2 separate regions of the Homo sapiens genome follow, and region 1 is linked to region 2. The links are chromatin loops, found by intact Hi-C in ENCODE. Cell type or tissue: PC-3. All regions are shown on one strand. Each heading gives the region's core, and the rest is flanking DNA. Links, peaks and the distances in the headings are about the cores only.

Region 1 (10,174 bases), core at 752-8,751, 49 kb after region 2:
TCTTGGCCAGGCTAGTCTTGAACTCCTGACCTCGTGATCCGCCCACCTTGGCCTCCCAAAGTGCTGGGATTACAGGCGTGAGCTACTGTGCCTGGCCTCCACTGAAAGCTTTTGACCAGAGAAATGATATGATCTGCCTAATGGGTCACGGAGTCATTCTGGCTACCATGTTGAGAATAGACTAGAGGCACCAAGAGCAGAAGTAGGGAGGTTGCTTAGGAGGTTATTGCTACAATTCAGGTGAGACGAGATTGTTGGGCTAGAATGATTTCAAGGGAGAAGGTGAAAAGTGACTGGGTTTGGGCATATTTTGAAGACAAAGTGGTCAGGATTTGACTACTGGATCAGATATTGGGTGTTCAGGAAAGACTAGTCAAGGAGGACTCCAAAGTTTTTGGCCTGAGCAGCTGGAAGAATAAAATATGTTATTTGCTGATATGGAAAGGAAGACAGGTATAAGTTTGGGCAGGTGAGGAATATCAGAACTCAGTATGAGTTGCACATTAAACATCCAAGGGGATATGTCAGGTAGCCATTTATGGAAAGATTGGGATTCAGGAAAAAGGCTTGGCTTGGAGATACCAAAGTAGGAGCACCTTTACACACCTATCAAGGGAGTGACTATAGATAGAGAAGGGTTCAGAGATTGAGCTCCAGTGCTTAGTGGGCAGAGTGAGTAGGAGAAACTAGCAAAGAATCCTGAGTAAAAGAAAAATGAAACCCAGGAGAGTGGGTGTCCTGTAAGCCAAGTGGAGAGAGAAAGTTGTTTAAGAAGGAAGATGTGATCAGATCATGTCAAATGTTGCTGCTAGGCCAGACACAGTGACTCTTGCCTGTAATTCCAGCACTTTGGGAGGCCGAGGTGGGCGAATCACTTGAGGTCAGGAGTTCGAGACCGGCCTGGCCAACATGGTGAAATCCCGTCTCTACTAAAAAATAAAAAAATTTAGCCGGGCGTGGTGGTGCGCGCCCATAATCCCAGCTACTCTGGAGGCTGAGGTGGGAGAATCGCTAGAACCTGGGAGGCAAAGGTTACAGTGAGCAGAGATCGTGCCACTGCACTCAAGTCTGGGTGACAGAGCGAGACGCCATCTCAAAAAAAAAAATGTTCTGGTAGATGAAGTCGGATGAGGAATTATAATTGATTTAGCAATGTGCGTGTAGCATTAGCAACCCCAATAAGAGCAGTTTCAGGTAAGTGGTAGAAAAGAGTGAATATAAACAGTCTAAGAGTTTTGTTGTAAAGGGAAGGTGAAAAACAGGATGATAGCCCAAAGGCTATCAGGATTGAGACAGGATTCAGAGGATTTTCTTTTCCTTTTTTTTTTTTTTTTTTTTGAGACGGAGTATCGCCAGTCATCCAGGCTGGAATGCAGTGGTGCGATCTCAGCTCGCCGCAACCTCTGCCTCCTGGGTTCAAGCGATTCCCCTGCCTCAGCCTCCTGAGTAGCTGGGACTACAGGCACATGCCACCACACTCAGCTATTTTCTGTATTTCTAGTAGAGATGGGGTTTTACCATGCTAGCCAGGCTGGTCTCGAACTTCAGAACTCAAGTGATTTGCCGGCCTCAGCCTCCCAAAGTGCTGGGATTACAGGCGTGAGCCACCGTGCCCAGCTGAGAGGCTTTTCATAAAGAAGGGGTAAATAATGGTACATTTGTATGCTGTTGTGAATGATCTAATACAGCGGGAGAAATTGGTGATGTAGGAGAGACAGGCAAATGGCAGGAGCAGTGCTTTAAGTGGCTGAGAAGGGCTGGGATCTACTGCGTATTTGGAGGGGTTGGTCTAAGCTAGGAGTAAGGACAATTCAGCTGTTACAAGAGCAGAGAAGGTAATCTATATGTCACAGGTGCAGGTGGGTGGGTAGATGTGATAGTGGGAACTTACAGAGAAGGTCTTTTCTGATTGCTTCAGTTTTTCACATTGAAATAGGAAGAATGAGAAGATGGGACAAAGTAATAAAAGTGTAAGATAAGAAGAGAAAGTGTGAAATAGTGTTGTGGTTGATTGAAGGGACTAGGGACATATAATGATTGCCAGACATTAAGGGTGCCCATGAGACAAGTCAGCAGGTTTGTGTATTTTCCCTAGGTACGTTTCATTACAAAGGAGGGACATAAAGGGTTGAATTGGTCTGGCCAGAGTTGTGGTTTACATAAACAATAAGTGGGTGCAAGGATTTGAGGGTATATGCAGGAAGTGATCATGGTGCTTGACTATGGAGTTTGAATAGGATAAGAAGGGAAGTTGAGGATATGAACGGAGGGACAGTGAAAAGATGGTGGTACCCGTGGATGGTAGCTTCTTGTGGGGTCAATGCATAGCTGGGTCAAGGAATAGTACTAGAAGAAGCAAGCTGGAAAGATAGGAGGAGTGGTTGGAGATTAGAATAAGGATGCTTGCACAAAGTCTAGAATGTAACCAGGAGTGGTAGCTGAGGTGGGATGGTGGAGAAGATCCTTGGAGAAAAGGAGGTCAAGACATTGAGAGTCCTTGGCATTGAAAGGATTCTTCATAGGGACATGGAAATCACCAATATTTCTGATAGTGTAAGAGTAAGGAGCTAAAGCTTCAAGAACAGAGGGAGTGACCTGGGCTCTGTAGACGACTTGCACAAGAAGGGGTGATGTGTTGTGTGGCCTGATGAGATTCAGGCTGGATATTTTAGGGAGGAGAGAAGGCAGAATGGTCTTCTAATTGCAATCAGGAGCGAGGAGGATATCTAGGCCCAGTAATCTGTGGCGAGAGGGGAGAAAACAGCCACAACTTAGAGGGCTGTTGGGGAAGCGGTGTCATTGGCGAGAGACAGGATGCAGCTTGACTCAGAAAAAGAAGGAAAGTGAAGGGAAGGCACACGGAAAAGGTTGAGGATAAGGGAATTTTCTGTCCATTGAGTTTCAGAGGGCAGAGTGGAGATGGGAAGAGGTGGAGGGTGGAATGAGAAAAGGCAGTGTCAGAGCTATATGGGGTATACAGTCCAGGGAAATGATGTGGCCTCAGAGACTGAGACTTGGGTGACTGATATGAACAGAGGAGAAGGACTTGCTGAGCTTTGTCTTCATAGCTGAAGAAAGATCATGTTGTGAGATGGCGAGGGAGATGAGGGAGGAAGGTTTGCCAGGTTCTGGGGCCCTTCCATTTTATAGAAGAGGAGACAGACCCAAAGCGATTTTTGTGTCTTGCCAAGCTAAATGAGAGCAGCTAAATAAATCAGGTCTCTGACTTGAAGGCCAATACTGTATCCACTTTGCCAAATTCCCTTTCATCTCATGTTGTTTCAACTTCTTGAAGGGCCTTTCCAAGGAGTTACTTTAGCCTTGAGACATTCTTGAACTCAGTGCCTATAAGATGCAATGTCTTACTATTGATTTGTTTGAGAGGTAGAGATTATGAATTTATTAGTTTTCCACATTTCTTCAGAGTTTAGAGGCATGAGGTGTCAACATTTCCTTTCTGAAACTTTCCTTGATTTTTCTCTCTCCCCAGGCAGAGATAATCATCCTAACTGCTCCCTCCTCCTTTGCTCTCCCTGGACCCTGATGTAGGTCTGTTGGAGCACTTAGCACATTGTGTTACAGTCAGTCTCCTCTCCCTCCCCCTGCTCAACAAGACCCAGGTGCTCTACACAGAACATTAACAGCATTAATAACAACTGTGTGTTGTCTGTCTTCTTAAATTCCAGGGATATTGTTTGTTTTACTCACACCTGTCAACTCCCATGCCCAGCCCTTAAGAAGACAGTGCTTGTTCCTTCCCTGTCAGTCCCTTTGGCTTTTACCATTTGATTGCACCAGGGCCCGGCTTCTGACTACCAGCACCTGCACCTGTTAGAGGGCTTTGTCTGGTACAGGATCCCACGTTGCCCACACATGTATGGCAAGCCAGAAGGGTCAGGAAATTAACACCATGCCCCTGGAGCAGCCTTAACCAAAAACTGAGTTGATGTATAAACACTTGAAATTGGCTGGGCATAGTGGCTCATACCCTGAGAGGTAGACATTATGAGTTTATGAAATCCCAGCACTTTGGGAGGCTGAGGCAGACAGATCACCTGAGCTCAGAAGTTCGACACCAGCCTGGGCAATATGGTGAAAACCCGTCTCTACAAAAAATACAAAAATTAGCCAGGCATGGTGGCTCGTGCCTGTAGTCCCAGCTACTCAGGAAGCTGAGGCAGGAGAATCACTTGAGCCCGGGAGGCAGGGGTTGCAGTGAGCCGAGATCGCGCCATTGCACTCCAGCCTGGATGACAGAGCAAGACCCTGTCTCAAAACAAAAACTTGAAATTGTCAACTCCCTGGCCTCTCAGGTGGAATAACTGAAGTGCATGTACTAAGCCATTTCCTAGAGTTCCTCAGCAGGATTCAGCTCTGGTTGCTGAGAGGTGGTAACTCCCTTGATAAAGTATGTTTTGTTTGCCTCATTCCCTTCTCTATGCCCCTCCCAACATTTCCTGAAATTACTATCCAGAGAGACTACTTGCACTTAAATCCTGTCTGAGTGAGCTTCTACAGAAACCAAACTAACACTAGGCTTGGCCCAAAGTAGGTGCTAAATAAATATTCCCTGAATGAATATGTGAAACAATCAATGTGTTTCAGGAGTGAAAAAAATGCATATTTAAGTTGTGTATCTTTCTCTGTGAGGAGACTATAATCTCCTGGTAGGCAGAGACCATCTAGTTCAACTTTGTATTCCTGCTTAGTAGTGTGTCTGAGTCATACCAACCAGTTCAATAAGTGTTGAATTGAATTAAATCACCTCAAAATCACAGTTGGTGGAAAGAGAAAATGGCCACATAAATGTCTGTGGGTTTTAGTGAGGTGGAGGTGAGCTTTCTTTGGGCATTGTCACAAAGAACTTTAAAAGGGAAGGAGAGGGGTGTGGCATCTACTTGTTAAAAATAAAAATAACTGTTTTACGAGAAAATGCTGTGGGTGGAGTAGGAAGAAATAAGGGGAAAGGTGGAAACTGATGGAGGTGTGCCAAGTCATGTTTGGATGACACATCTTCCTCACAACACAAGATAATCTGAAGTGCTAAGTGGATTATCCACTTTTATTTTTTTATTTATTTTTGAGACAAAGTCTCACTCTTGTCCCCCAGGGCTGGAGTGCAATGGCGGGATCTCGGCTCACTGCAACCTCTGCCTCCCGGGTTCAAGCAATTCTCCTGCCTCAGCCTCCTGAGTAGCTGGGATTACAGGCGCCTGCCACCACGCCCAACTAATTTTTGTATTTTAGGCAGAGACAGGGTTTCATCATGTTGGCCAGCCTGGTCTCGATCTCCTGACCTCAGGTGATCTGCCTGCCTCGGCCTTCCGAAGTGCTGGGATTACAGGCGTGAGCCAGTATGCCTGGCCTATTCACGTTATTTATATAGTTGATTCCTTTCTGGTAACTTTCAGAGTTTCACTGCCAGCCACTGTTACATGATCCTGCTCAAATATAATGGTTCTAAAAGCTACCATAAGTGAGGTCCTTGTTTGCTGTCATGCTTTAGTATCCTGCTGTTTTCTTAATTTTTCTGCTTGTTTTGTACATGAAGGTTTTTTCTGGCATACCAGACATCCGTTTGGTGTTGAAGCTTTCTTTAGTGAATCCAAGGATGCACATGTGTGCACACATATGTGAGTGACATGCATGCACAGGTTGGAGGGTGATGACTCATTATGTATCGGCTTTGTGTAAATGCAAAGACATTTATAGTCAAATCAATTCCAAGGATCTGTATTATAAGACACCTTTACTTTAAACGAGATAATGTGTGAAAGTTCTTAGCAAATAACCTAAAACGCAATAGAGGCTCAATAAAAATCTTGTCCGAATTCAAATCTGAACTACAAGACCTTTTATTATCCATGCCTCTGCTTCCCTCTGTTGTTATGATGATTGAGAATGGTTAAGTTTTAGAACTCTGCTTTCCAATAAAGATTTATTTCTGAAGCTATTTCTCTTTATCATAAAGTGTATTTCTTCGCTATTGCACATACAAATGCGTAAGTCCAGTTATGAAGATTTTTTTTTTTTTTGAGACGGAGTTTCGCTCTTGTTGCCCAGGCTGGAGTGCAATGACGCGATCTCAGCTCACTGCAGCCTCTGCCTCCTGGGTTCAAGTGATTCTTCTGCCTCAGCCTCCCAAGTAGCTGGGATTACAGGCGTGCACACCACCACGCCCAGCTAATTTTTGTATTTTTAGTAGAGACGGGGTTTCATCATGTTGGCCAGACTGGTCTTAAACTCCTGACCTCAGGTGATCCACCCGCCTTGGCCTCCCAAGGTGCTGGGATTACAGGCGAGAGCCACTGTGCCCCGCCTAGTTATGTAGAATTTAACCCAGTATATGGGTTAGAAAAAACAGACTCTGTTCTTTGGGAAAAGTTATCCTGGTTTTCTATCTTGTTTTTAATACATCAAAATATTTTCAAATATAAATAGAGAATTCAAAAGGAAATCAGAACACAATTACCCATAAAAGTAGATTATTCTTTTTTAGAACATAGAGAAAATATTGTTTTGGTTTCAAAAAATTGGTTTTAACTGGGTTGGCAGTTGGTCACTGTCCTAACTTGTTTGAGGTTTGATCTTTTTTCCACTAATATTTCATTGACCTATTTGGGGACAGAGTGGTTGTTTTAGTTTTTTTTTTTTTTTTAAGTGGTTTGAGGCTAAACATAATCTCAAGCCCACCCCATGAGTCTGGGAGACCCCAAAATATTCCAGAAACAATTCAGCTGCCTCTCCCTCTCCCCAAGTTAGGGTGATACCCAAGAGCACTAGGGTACTTAATCACATGAAATCTCTTCTTGGAGGGCATGAGCCTCTGATTGTTGAGGGCTTTCCTTCTGTTGACTAGCAACCAAGCAGAGCCCTGTCCTTCCTGATATCCTGCATCAGCTCTTCGTTCCCTTGACTTGAGGTCCGTAGATTGCAGTGGAAATGTTAACGATCCTGGGAGAGGTGATACATTAAGCTCCATCCTGTATTAAGTTTATTAGGTCCTTTCCTGAGAGGAGATTACTTAAGTGGTTAAAGGTCTCAAAATTTACAGACCTTTTGCCGAGGGCCAGCCTTAAACCCAAATTGTCCTTGGCCATGGCTGTGTATAACTGTTGCTCCCACTGAAGCCACATGAGCAGCTGCTTCTTGTCTACTACTATTAGAAATATGATGGCAGTGGCAATGGGAAAGAGCAGGAGGCATGTGAAGTTGCCCATGGCAAGAATGTCAGAGCTAGCGCTGGGGGCGGTGGCTCACGCCTGTAATCCCAGCACTTTGGGAGGCTGAGGCGGGCGGATCACCTGAGGTCAAGAGACCAGCCTGGCCAACATGATGAAACCCTCTCTACTAAAAATGCAAAAAAAATTAGCCGGGCATGGTGGCAGGCACCTGTAATCCCAGCTACTTGGGAGGCTGAGGCAGGAGAATCACTTGAACCTGAGAGGTGGAGGTTACAGTGAGCTGAGAACACGCCATTGCACTCCAGCCTGGGCAACAAGAGTGAAACTCCATCTCAAAAAAAAAAAAAAAAAAAAAAAAAGAATGTCAGAGCTGTGTCAATGGGCAAAGATTGTGATTAGTTTTGCAACTGCATCCCTAAACCTGTCATGTCCCTCTCTGCACAGGCCTGGATAGCCAGCATGCACAAGACCTGTCTAACTGCTTAGTAGAGCCTTTTGGGCTATACTTTAACCCATTCCATTCTTCATTTATTAAAGGCTTCAGTTGGAATGAGCCAGGCCCAAAGATTTACCTTTGGAGAAGAGAGATGAAGTCCTGGTAAGACTTCCTAGGTCTATGTGAATCTGCTCGTTGAGGCTGAGTTGTCTCTGTCCACTTGTGGTTGGTATTTCCAGAAATGATTGAATTCTTTTCTTCCCATTTAGAAGTTTAACTGTTTGTCTGTGGTCTCATGTTGGGATTTGAAAGCCAGACGTTTTTGCTGCTTCTCGTTTCTCTAGGTCATGTTTCTGTTGTAAAGCTGTTTTTCTTGTGAGGTGGTAAAAATCTCCATAAGTTGTCCTACTTTGCTTAGTAGAATGTCTTCTGTGTAGTAATAATGCCAGTGCCTTACATATGTATAGCATTTTATAGTTTTCAAAGCATTTTCACATATATTATCTCACTGTGTAATGTTGTCCTGGGTGTTCTGTATTTACTATCTTAAGCAACTTGAATATTTTTCTTTTTTCTCCAACCACTTTTGAGGCTACTACACATGGGTTACTTTTACCTTTCGCATTATTTCCCCCAAGGGCTGTAAGTGTCAAAGGAATTTTTCAAAGAACAGTAAAAGCATCTGTAAGTGATACTGTTTTCTGATGGCAAAGTGAAGATAACTTGGATGCTGTTTATAACCCTGAGAATTAGGTTCCAGTTCCTTGGACTCACATGATCAGCGGAAGTACAAAAAACAGTTTATTGTAATGATTGTTCCTACCCCTCCCCTTTTTAATCAGTGAAATATCTCCTAGAATGGGGGAAAGTGTGCAATTCAGGGCCATGTAGTAGTTTTGTGGGTGTTTTGTTTTTCATCTTTGTGCCTAGAGCTTTTATATTGATATTATTCATCACCTGGTGGAGAAATTGTAACTTCATTAGCACCCTTTTCCCCCTAGAATTATGTGGTTATGCAGTATAATATCACTTACAAAATAGAAGGTGCTTTGGGTTAAAGCCTATAAAATATCTCTGTAGACTGTGTTTTAAAGGTTTTTTTGCCTGGGCACAGTGGCTTATGCCTGTAATCGCAGCACTTTGGGAGGCCAAGGCAGGAGGATCACTTGAGACTGGGAGTTTGAGACCAGCCTAGGCAACATAGCAAGACTACATCTCCCCAAAATTTTTTTTAAAATTGGCCAGGCATGGTGATGCACACTTGTAGTCCCAACTACTTGGAAAGCTGAGGTGGGAGGATCGCTTGAGCCTAGGAGTTAGAGGTTGTGGTGATCTGTGATCACACCACTGTACTCCATCCTGAGCGATAGCAAGATCCTGTGTCTAAAAAAAAAATAAAATAATACAATATATTCTTTAGAGCATTTTAGAGATTCCTTCAAGGTTAATTAGAGCAGACCAAGTATAATTCCTTGAACTAGCTTCTCATTGCCCTACTCATGCCATATCCTGTCTGCATCATTCCATCACCAGATTCTGGGTGCACCATGGAGACCTAGGTAATGACATAGAGTAATACCAGCCATAGGATGTCAGGACTGGGAGGGACCAAGCAAGTTGCTGTGAACCCCTCTTACCCTTGCATGCTCTCTTATACCATCCTTGAGTAATGAGCCTTGGCCCTTACATCCTAAGGGAGTGGAAAAGTATCCATTTTGTTGAGCCCAAATCCATCTCCCTATAGCATCTATTCAATTCAACAAACACTGAGTGCCTACCGTGCAGCAGGCACTATTCTAGGTGCTGAGGATACATCAGTGAACAGACAGACAAAATAATGCTCTTATGGATATCTCTGTCTCCTGGAGTTTTAGAAGACAAGCCAAATAATTCTTCTGCACTGAAGCCCTTCAGAAACTTGAAGACTGTGCTCCTGTTCCTCTGAGTCTTCACTTCAAGCTAATATTCCTACTTAACCCAGTGGAATACAGCATCACGTCATCTTGCAAAGTGGATTGGTTGTCTTTGGATGCATTCTAGTTTTCTTTGATATTGAATTGAACTGATTTTTAGTAGACTGATTTTTCAGAAAGTTTTTTGTTGTAAAGGTAATAAGTACTTGGAGAAATTTTGGAAAATACAGACAAGTATAAAATATAAAGAAGACATTACCTGTAATTCCATTACCCACTGTTAAAATGTTGGTATATTTCCTTCTAGCTGTTCCCAATTTGTATCTGTTTATATAGTGGAGATCATAATGCATTATTTATAATTTTATATCCTGTTTTTTCACTTAACATTGACATTTGTGCATTATGTTGATAAAATCATTTAAATGGTTGCATAGCTCAGCGCAATGGCTCACGCCTGTAATCCCAACACAGGAAGGCTGAGGCGAGTGAACTGCTTGAGCTCAGGAGTGTGAGATCAGCCTGGGCAACATGGCGAAACCCCATCTCTACAAAAAACACAAAAATTAGCTGGGCATGGTGGTGCACGCCTGTAGTTCCAGCTACTGGGGAGTCGGAAGTGGGAGGATTACTTGAGCCTG
Region 2 (10,174 bases), core at 969-8,968:
TTAATCCCAATGCAATTTGGTAGAAATTTATACTTGTGCCATGGAAACAGAAAAGAAGCAAAGCTTAATTCTGTCAAATTGGATGAGGTGGAGGGTGGGGCACAGTCACTGGGGCCAAAGAAAGCTTCATCCTTAAAAGGTAAAGTTAAGGCTAAATTTTAATAAATGAGTAGGAATTTGCCACGCAGAGATAGAAGCAAGACTGGGAGTAGAGAAAGGCAATTGGGGGCAGAGAACAGCTTGTGCAAAGTCAAAGAGGTTGGGTAGATACAAGAAAAGTAGAGGCCACAGAAGTGATAGTCTTATAAGTAGTCATTAAATATTGGTGGCTGATGGCAATAACTAACTCATGCAGCTAGACCACATCACTCTATGTAAACCATCAAGTTCCTGTCCTCTGGTAGCTTGGTGTTAACTTCAGATTATATCAGTAAAGGCAAAATGTGATCCTTCCCAAAGACTCTACTACTTAATCATTATTAGTAGAAAGGAGTAGCTTAGTTTATTTTTTCCCAGTAGAAGGCATTAGCCTAAAATACTTTTTTTTCCTAGGCTGTCAATGATTTTGCACTAGTGCATTCATAACAATCTGCCATCCCCCACCTGCAACCCATCTCCATGTTCCTTGTAACCACCTGGTTCAAACCTTGGCTTACCTCCACTCTTAGAATCAGCCGAGCTAATTAAAAGCACAGTGAAAGACACAAAGGCACCAAGACAGCTGAGCAAACATTAACAAATGCGTAAGTAAATAAAGTACTTGTATTATGTGTAAGCAATGGTGCAGATGAAACTTGGGTGGCACTAGGAAGGGTGAGTCAGAGGATGTTCAAACAGAGTAGGATCAAGGAAAATCTCTCTGCCAGTTAGTTAGCAATATCTTTTGGGATGATAGAAAGGAACCTGGTTAGCAGGAAAAAGTAGCCAAGGTTTGCAGCCCAAAGGAACCTGAAACTCTGGTACAAACTCAGTAGTAAGAAACAATTATTTAAAGTTGCAAAGATAATTGGCTTACTTCATGCCTAATGAGCTAAATAAGAACCATCAAGAAACCCCAATGCTAGATGGAGTTTGGTGGGGGAATAGTTAACATTTACTGTTCTTTGTGTGAGTAGCAACACAATAGGCCCTTTGCATCTGTTTGGTTTTTTTAATCCTTACAGTAAAACTACAAGATGGTCATCGTGTGAAAGAAGAGGAAACAGGCTCAGTACTTTAAGTGTCAGAGGCAGGATTTGAAGCCAAAATTGTCTGATCCTAAGCCCTCTCTCCTGCCTTCAAAGACTCTAAACCAGCAGGATTGTTTACACCAATATGCGAGTCGTAAGGTCCTGGGTGAGGCACTGTGAGAAGGTGTGTTTACATCCAAGTGTCACAAATAAAGGGTAAAGAGACCCTGTGGAAGACTATATAATTGTTCCCAAACACTTACTGTGCCTTCCAGAATTGGATTGTAATTTCCTATTGACAGCAGGCTTGGCTGTGTGACTTGCATTAGCTAATGAAATGTGAGTGGCAGTATGAGCCACTTCTAGCTGGAAGCTCTCAGTCAATGTGCTGCACCATGTTTTCCTTTCCTGCTGTCCTCATGACAAGCAACATTCTGGATAGAGGCTAATCCATCAGCCTCAGTCCCAGAGTGAAGACAATGTGCAGCAAAGCCACAGCTGACCTGGGAAGGACACAGCATAAGCGAGAAAAACAACCTTTGCTGATTAGGCCACTGAGATTTTGGGGTTGATACCATAGCATAACAGAGCCTATAATGACTAATGCAGACACTTTCTGAATCTTGCTCTTTAGTGACACAAATTTCTGGTGTCATCTTCAGGTAGAAAGATTGCTTGGGGATTATGAGAAGATATAGAGAATGGGATGATTGGTGTAGTATAGTGAAAGGCTTTAAAATACAGTATTTGAGGTATTTGAGGCAGCGCATGGTGGCTCACACCTGTAATCCCAGAGCTTTGGGAGGCCAAGGCATGAGGATTGCTTGAGGCTAAGAGTTAGAGACCCGCCGGGAGTGGTGGCTCATACCTATAATCCCAGCACTTTGGGAGACCAAGGCGGGTGAATCACCTGAGGTCAGGAGTTCAAGACCAGCTTGGCCAACATGGTGAAACCCCGTCTCTACTAAAAATACAAAAATTAGCTGAGCGTGGTGGTGCATGCTTGTAATCCCAGCTACTCAGGAGGGTGAGGCAGGAGAATTGCTTGAACCCAGGAGGCAGAGATTGCGGTGAGCCGAGATTGTGCCACCGCACTCCAGTCTGGGCGACAGAGCAAGACTCTGTCTCAAAAAAAATAAAAGAGAGAGAGAGACCCTACCTTGAGCAACATAGTGAGACAGTGCCTCTAAATAAAAATAAAATAAAATAAAATAAAAATACAGAATTTGAAACTCAGTCAGTCTTGATCTGTGGGCTCAGACAACCCTTTATAAATGCCATGGACCATGTCATGCCCCAGAAGGTGGGGAACTTACAAAGAATGTTAAGATATAGCTCCTGTTTTTCTTTTCTTTTATTATTATTATTTTTAATAGAGGCAAGATCTCATTATGTTGCCCAGGCTGGTCTCGAAATCCTGGCCTCAAACAATCCTCCTGCCTCAACTTCCCAAAGTGTTGGAATTATAGGTGTGAACTACCATGCCCAGCACAGTCCCTGTTTTTGAGATAAGGGCCATGCTCATTTGCTTCTATACCTAGCAACCCATCACTGTATGTGGCAGCCTCTAGGCCCTAAATAAGTAAATTTTTGTCAAATTAATGCTATGGAATAATCTGGAACTATAACTGAAGTCTCCTAACTCCCCACAAAGGCTCTTCCTGTGTTGTGACATATTGCTAACTTGGGTTAAGGGATTATTAGTAGCTAATTTTTATATAAAATATTATGTGTACCTAATTTATTTGAAATGCCAAATAAATGAAAAATATCTGGAACAATAGGATCTGCAGGCCCTGGAGCATGATAAATATTCAGTAAAGGCACTCAGTCCTCTCTGAAGGAATCACAAAGCATGGAAGACACTGAAGATCCCAAAGGACTTGGCAATGAGAAATCTAGCTTGAAGGGCACTGGGGACCAAGTTTTTAATGGGACCAGATTAAGAGAACATGTAGGTGAAGGTTAAATTTAGGTAAACAGGCTGGGCACAGTGGCTCACACCTGTAATCCCAGCCTTTGGGAGGCAGAGGCGGGTGAATCGCTTGAGCCCAGGAGTTCAAGACCAGCCTGGGCAACGTGGTGAAACTCTGTAGTCCCGGCTGCTTGGGATGCTGAGGTGGGAGGATCACTTGAGCCCGGGAGTTTGAGGCTGCAGTGATTTGTGTTCGTGCCACCGCATTCCAGCCTGAGCAACAGAGAAAGTACCTTGTCTCGACAAAAAAATTTTTTTTTTAAATTAGACAAACATAGGTGCAAAGTCCTAAGTCTTAACACTTTCCAGACATTTCCAAAGCTTACTGGGCAGTAATTGAAAAACCATCTGTGGAATGTCCTTGATGCAAGCATTGAAGAGAGTCCTGAGAACTAATTAGGACTGCTCAGATCTGTGGATCAGTTCTTCAAAACTAGGAAGAGATTCAACCTGTTGTTTCTACTATTCACTTAAGAAGTGACAATACTGCAAACATAACAGGCATCTAATTCTGGAGTATGACAGTGTTGGCATAATTAGAATTTGAGGGCCGGGCACAGTGGCTCACGCCTGTAGTCCCAGCACTTTGGAAGGCTGAAGCAGGTGGATCGCTTGAGTCCAGGAGTTCTCAACCAGCCTGGGCAACGTGGAAAAACCCCATCTCTACAAAAAATACAAAAATTAACTGGACGTGGTAGCACACACCTGTAGTCCCAGCTACAAGGTGGGAGGATCACTTGAACCCAGAGGCTGAGGCTGCAGTGAGCCTGATCATGCCACTGCACTCCAGCCTGGGCAACAGAGATCCTATCTCAAAAAAAAAAGTGTGAGAGAGATGAAACAAGACTGGCAAAATGTTGATGTCTGTAGAAGTTCAGAGGAGGGAACGATGGCTTCCGTCAGAATCAGGAAACAGAAAAAGAAGTAATATTTTATATTAATAAATCCCTGTAATGTAAGAGTTGGAGATTATCCTCCTCATTTTATAGGCAAGGGAAACTGAGGTCACTTTGCTAGTGAATGGCAATATAAAGACTTGAGCATCAATTCATGACTTTGAAATCCCTCCTTTTGCTAACACACCACACAGACTGCTTAAATATGTCATCTCATATTCTATTTCAGTGAAAATGAAGAAGAGTTGCTTTACTACGTAAAGGAAACTTATTTGTAATTCCTATATCTTTCACCTTTCCTAAAGGATCTCATTTCCACCTTTTAGCAACTATTTTGAATACTTACTGACTTATGCTGTTTTCATTATATCTCATCTAAGTTCATGATTCATCCATGGCTTGCCCCCACTTTAATATGGTAGAATAAATAAGAAATGTTTCTTTTTGCAATGATTCTTAAAGCAAAATATGCTAAAAAGGCATGTGCACACACACACACACATGCGCACACAAAGACAAAGTTTCTTTTAATGTACTTAAGTAAAGTATTTCCCTTTTTAACTATTTAGCAGTTAATTTATGGCCTATACTATGTCCACTGCCCCCCATCAGATCTCTTTTTCTGCAGTGTTAAGTATAGCCAAGCTTAACTCTTCTAGTGGGGTTTCTTGTTCCATGCTACCATGAAATATACCACCCTTATTTCTACAAATTTCATCTGGAGTTGATCTTTTTCTAAAATGAAATTTGCTAGAAATGCTGGTGAAATGAATATTTATTTATTCAGTAAATATTTATTAAGTGCTAATTCTAGGTTAGGTATTGTGCTAAGGGCTGGGAGTACAAAGATAAAAGCAGTAGCTAGGGGGCAGTATAGCATAATAGCAATTAAGAGTAAGGGCTCCCCGCCAGCATGGTGGCTCACGTCTGTAATCCCAGCACTTTGGGAGGCTGAGGCAGGCGGATCACTTGAGGTCAGGAGTTCAAGACCAGCCTGGCCAACATGGCAAAACCCTGTCTCTACTAAAAATACAAAAATTAGCCAGGTGTAGTGCCGCGTGCCTGTAATCCCAGCTACTCGGGAGGCTGAGGCAGGAGAATCGCTTGAACCTGGGAGGTGGAGGCTGCAGGGAGGCGGAGGCTGCAGTAAGCCAAGATCACGCCATTGTACTCCAGCCTGGGCAACAAGAGCAAAACTTTGTCTCAAAAAAAAAAAAATGTGGGCTCCCTCGTCTGGGGTTAAATGGCCAGCCCTGCCACTCACTAGTTCAATGATTTTAGTTAGGCAAATTGCTTAATCTCTCTGAGCTTCAGTTTCCTCATCTGTAAATGGGGATAATAATAATACAGACAGTCCCCGACTTAAGATGGTTTGATTTAAAATTTTTTGACTTCACAGTGGTGTGAAAACAATATGCATTCAGTAGAAACTATACTTGAATTTTGAATTTTGATCTTTTCCCAGGCTAGCAATATGTGGCACAATACTCTTCCATGAGAGATTCAACATGTTATTATAAAATAATACATTTATTTTATTATTTATTATTTAGGCTTTATGATCGATGATTTTGCCCAACTGTAGGCTAATGTAATTGTTCTGGACATGTTTAAGATAGGCAAGGCTGATCTATGATGTTTGGTAGATTAGGTGTATTAAATGCATTTTCCACTTAGGATATCTTCAACTTCTGATGAGTTTATCAGGATGTAGTCCCATCCTAAATGAAGGAGCATCTGTACCTACCTGTGTAGGTATGCTGTGAGTTAATTGAAACCACGCACAGGTAGACTGCTTAACACAGTGCTTAGCACATGAGAAGTGCTATAAATGTTAGCTCTTCCTATTCCCCTGTATGGTTCATATAGGAAGGATAGTGGAAGAAGGAATTTGATCTGACTGAGGGTGAGCATTTTTTGTTGGTTTTTTTGGTTGGTTGGTTGTTTTGAGATGGGATTTCATTCTGTCACCCAAGTTGGAGTGCAGTGGCACCATCTCGGCTCCCTGCAACCTCTGCCTCCCAGGCGAGAGTGAGTGTTTTAAGGAAGAGTTTGCAGATACAGAAACACTTGACCACATCCTTGAAAAATGAGTTCAAGTTTGTTGAGGCAAAGTAGGCAGAAGAATGATTCCAAGGATAAAGGCCTGGCTCCATTCTTCAACGTGGGACATATTTGAAAAGCGCCTTCCATCTCTCAAGCTCCCTAGGGGTTGGGTGAGGTGAGATCAGATGAGATAGGTATGGCAACTGTATCACTGCTCAGATCCTTCCTCCGCCCATTCCTATCCACTAGGGTTGAACACAAAATCACACCCCCGCTTTACCCTACCCGACAAAAAACTTCTTGCCCACAAAACTCCCTCTCAGAGTCTTTTTCTCAAGGAATCTAACCTAAGACATCATGAATGATACTAACTATAATTTGCAATAGAAAAATATCATTTATGGCCGGGCGCGGTAGCTCACGCGTGTAATCCCAGCACTTTGGGAGGCTGAGCCAGGGGGATCGCGAGGTCAGGAGACTGAGACCATCCTGGCTAACACGCTGAAACCCCATCTCTACTAAAAATACAAATAATTAGCCAGACATCATGGCACTCGCCTGTAGTCCCAGCTACTCGAGAGGCTGAGGCAGAAGAATCGCTTGACCCCAGGAGGCGGAGGTTGCAGTGAGCTGAGATTGCTACCACTGCACTCCAGCCTGGGCGACAGAGCAAGACTCCATCTCAGAAAAAAAAGAAAGAAAGAAAAATATCATTTATGTATATAATGTAGAAACCTGGCTATGAAGGTCTAGCTAGGGGAAATACACATTAATTTATTCATTAAACCATCACAATGCATTTGTCCAACATTGTATTAAATAATATTCTGTATTTCCTTATATCTAAGTCTTTATTGTTCATATAATCTTGGATAGACGCACTTAATGTTTTAAATATAGAGAAACTTCAGATATGCAAATAATATGATAAATCCTCATATACCCATTTTCCAAAGTCAACAGTTATCAAGTAGTAACTAACCTTATTTTTTTTTTTTTTTTTTTTTTTTTTTTTTTTTTTTTGAGATGGAGTTTCGCTCTGTCACCCAGGCTGGAGTGCAGCAGTGCAATCTCGGCTCACTGCAACCACTGCCTCCCAGGTTCAAGCAATTCTCCTGCCTCAGCCTCCCGAGTAGCTGGGACTTCAGGGACGTGCCACCACACCCAGCTAATTTTTGTATTTTTAGTAGAGATGGGGTTTCGCCATGTTGGCCAGGCTGGTCTCAAACTCCTGACCTCAGGTGATCCACCTGCCTCAGATAACTAACCTTTTTAATCTATATCCCTACCCTCATCCGCACATTGCCCCTTCTGTGTTACTTTGAAGCAAATTCCAGACTTCATACTACATCAATACACACATATTTTAAAAATACATCTCCAAAAGATAAGAACTCTTTTATTAACAAAACATACCATTAACTTATCTAAAAATTAATGAGAATTTTTGAAGTCACTAGTATTAAGATATGTCTTTGTTCCTGTCAGTATTTAAACTTTCAATCACCTTATGAATTTTTTAAAATTTTGTTTGAATCAAAGCTCAAGTAAGATCCACACGTGGAAATTAATAAGTCTCTTAAATCTTTTTTTATTTTGTAAGTTCCTTTTCCATTATTTTTTCTTGCAATGTATTTGTTGAAGAAACCACACCATTTTTCCTGTAGTATTTCTACAGTATGGATTTTGCTAATTGTTTCCCTGTTGTGGTGTTTAACATGTATCTCTGCCCTCCATTTTTTGTTTGTTTTTTGTTGTTGTTGTTGTTGAGATGGAGTCTTGCTCTGTTGCCCAGGCTGGAGTGCAGGGATGCCATCTCCGCTCACTGCAACCTCCACCTCCTGGGCTTAAGCAATTATCCTGCCTCAGCCTCCCGAGTAGCTAGGATTATAGGCGTCCGCCACCAGGCCCAGCTAATTTTTACATTTTTAGTGGAGAGGCGGTTTCACCACGTTGGCCCGGCTGGTTTCGAACTCCTGACCTCAAGTGATTCCGCCTGCCTTGGCCTCCCAAAGTGCTGGGATTACAAATGTGAGCCACCACGCCAGGCCTTTCTGTGTTTTGTGTAAATAAGTACTTGGATCCAGAGGCTGGATCATTCATATGTGATTTTTCTCATGTTTCTCCATCAAGAAGGCACAAAGTATCTGGTTCTCTTTCCTCTCATTTTTCTTAAATACTTAAAAATTTTTCCTCCCAAGAAGTTACAATTAGCATAACTTGGGTTGCAAGTTAAGAATTGCAGCTGGTATATAATTGGGCCACCATAGGACAACTGATCTTTAAGAAACCCTAAAATTAATCTAGTCCTACTGTTACCATGGTATTATTTGTCATCATTATCTTATTGTTCATCAGGTATTGCTAAGTACTGATCATGGCATCCAGGACTGGGCTAGGAACCATGTTGTAATAACTGGCACCATTTATTCAATTCTTGCTGTAGGCCAACTACTTCATTTCGGATATTTCTAATCATCATAACAACCCCACAGTGCAAATTTTAATATCCCCATTTTATAGAAGAAAACTAAATTCAGGAAGATAAAATGACTTTCCTAAGTCCATTAGGAAATATCTAAGGCAAATGGCAAAAGCAGAGGTGGCATGTAACCCAGATATGTCTGGTGCCCAAGGCATGTCTGCTTTTTCCCTCTAACTCCCAGTCCTTTGAAAATACAACTAAATTATAAGAATAATCCCTGCCTTCAGTGGGATTATATCTGTTTAGGAGAAAGAGATTAAAGTACTAAAACAATTAAGGAATGTCAGATAAGAAAGCAGTATGTAGAAGATGAACAATGAAAATGTGTGCATTTTGCATGTGGCTTGACTGCTATAAATGAGCAATAAGGAGAAGGGGACATCAATGTTGATTGAAGTTCCTGAAGGAGGCTTCATCAAGCAATGCAGAAATCATTGCAAATATAAAAGCTTTACCAATGAGTGAAGGGGTCCTTTGCACAAGCATTCTCTCCCTTGGGATCCATGTCACACTGACACAAAGATTTTGTCACCATGGCAACTGGTCATTGGACCAATGAAATAATCAGTTGTCATGGTAACATGATCTCCATCTTACTCCCACCAGGCACCTGTTCTAAATCATCACATCCTCCAACAACCTCAAACCACCTCAATGCTCCTTTCTTCTTTCTCTTAGTCACCTTGCTATCCCCAGCCACCTATGATGGCACCCCTAAATTTATGTTTAGATGGATATATGAGACTGTTAAAAAGCCAGAGCAAATGAAAGTGACTTTGTAGTATAGAGCTGCACTTCAGAGAGGAGGGAAAACCTCTCAAATATAAGAGTTGAATGAGCCAGAGCACTGAAGAAGAGCCTTTGAAATTTTCATCCCTACATTTCCCTAATAAAATTCTTTTGAATTTTGAGACATTGCACTATCTTGACTATCCTCCTATGTCTGTTTCTTTCTTTCTTTCTTTCTTTCTTTCTTTCTTTCTTTCTTTCTTTCTTTTCTTTCTTTTTTTTTTTTTTAAGATGTCTTGCTCTGTCACCCAGGCTGCAGTGCAGTGGCACCATCTCGGCTCACTGCAAACTCCACCTTCTGGGTTCAAGTGATACTCCTGCCTCAGCGTCCTGAGTAGGTGGGATTACAGGCGCATGCCACCACACCCGGCTACTTTTGTATTTTTAGTAGAGATGGGGTTTCGCCATGTTGGTCAGGCTGGTCTCGAACTCCTGACCTCAGGTGATCCGCCCACCTCTGCCTCCCAAAGTGCTGGGATTACAGGCATGAACCACTGTGTCCGGCCCTGTCCACTTCTTTATTGCCTCCTTTTCCTTCTCCCGTCTCCTAAATGCAGGTGTCTCTCAAAGCTCCACCCTTTGTATCTGCTCTTTCTCTAAACTGCACTGCCCAGTACCATAGCCACTAGCCACATGATAGCTATTGAGCCCATGAAATTATTTATAGACATGCTGAACTGAGATGTGCTGTAAGTGTAAAATGCATATCAGATTGTAAAGATTTTGTGTAAAAATGTAAAATATCTAATAATTTTATATTACATGTTGAAAAAACAATTTGGATATGTTTAGTACAATAAAATACATAATTAAA

The links. A loop is a pair of places that touch in the nucleus more often than their neighbours do. Peaks named below come from ENCODE experiments on the same cell type or tissue, not always from the same donor. Only the 100,000 strongest peaks of a DNase experiment are listed, where the experiment ranks them.
Region 1: it touches region 2 in a loop (2.9-fold over the local background); 4 of 110 quality-filtered maps call a loop at or near these places.

The regions. Positions count from the first base shown.
Region 1 is chr1:42,388,719-42,398,892 of GRCh38, forward strand. All of the region lies in intron 1 of RIMKLA (ribosomal modification protein rimK like family member A), which reads left to right. Among named protein-coding and RNA genes, the nearest start is that of RIMKLA, 13 kb to the left of the region's middle. In PC-3, for the core only: no CTCF peak of the experiment used is centred there; a DNase peak (open chromatin) is centred at 4,843; H3K4me3 peaks cover 408 bases; H3K27ac peaks cover 1,603 bases.
Region 2 is chr1:42,339,551-42,349,724 of GRCh38, forward strand. No RefSeq gene overlaps it. Among named protein-coding and RNA genes, the nearest start is that of FOXJ3, 9.4 kb to the left of the region's middle. In PC-3, for the core only: CTCF peaks have their summits at 4,898 and 5,097; no DNase peak of the experiment used is centred there; H3K4me3 peaks cover 502 bases; H3K27ac peaks cover 824 bases.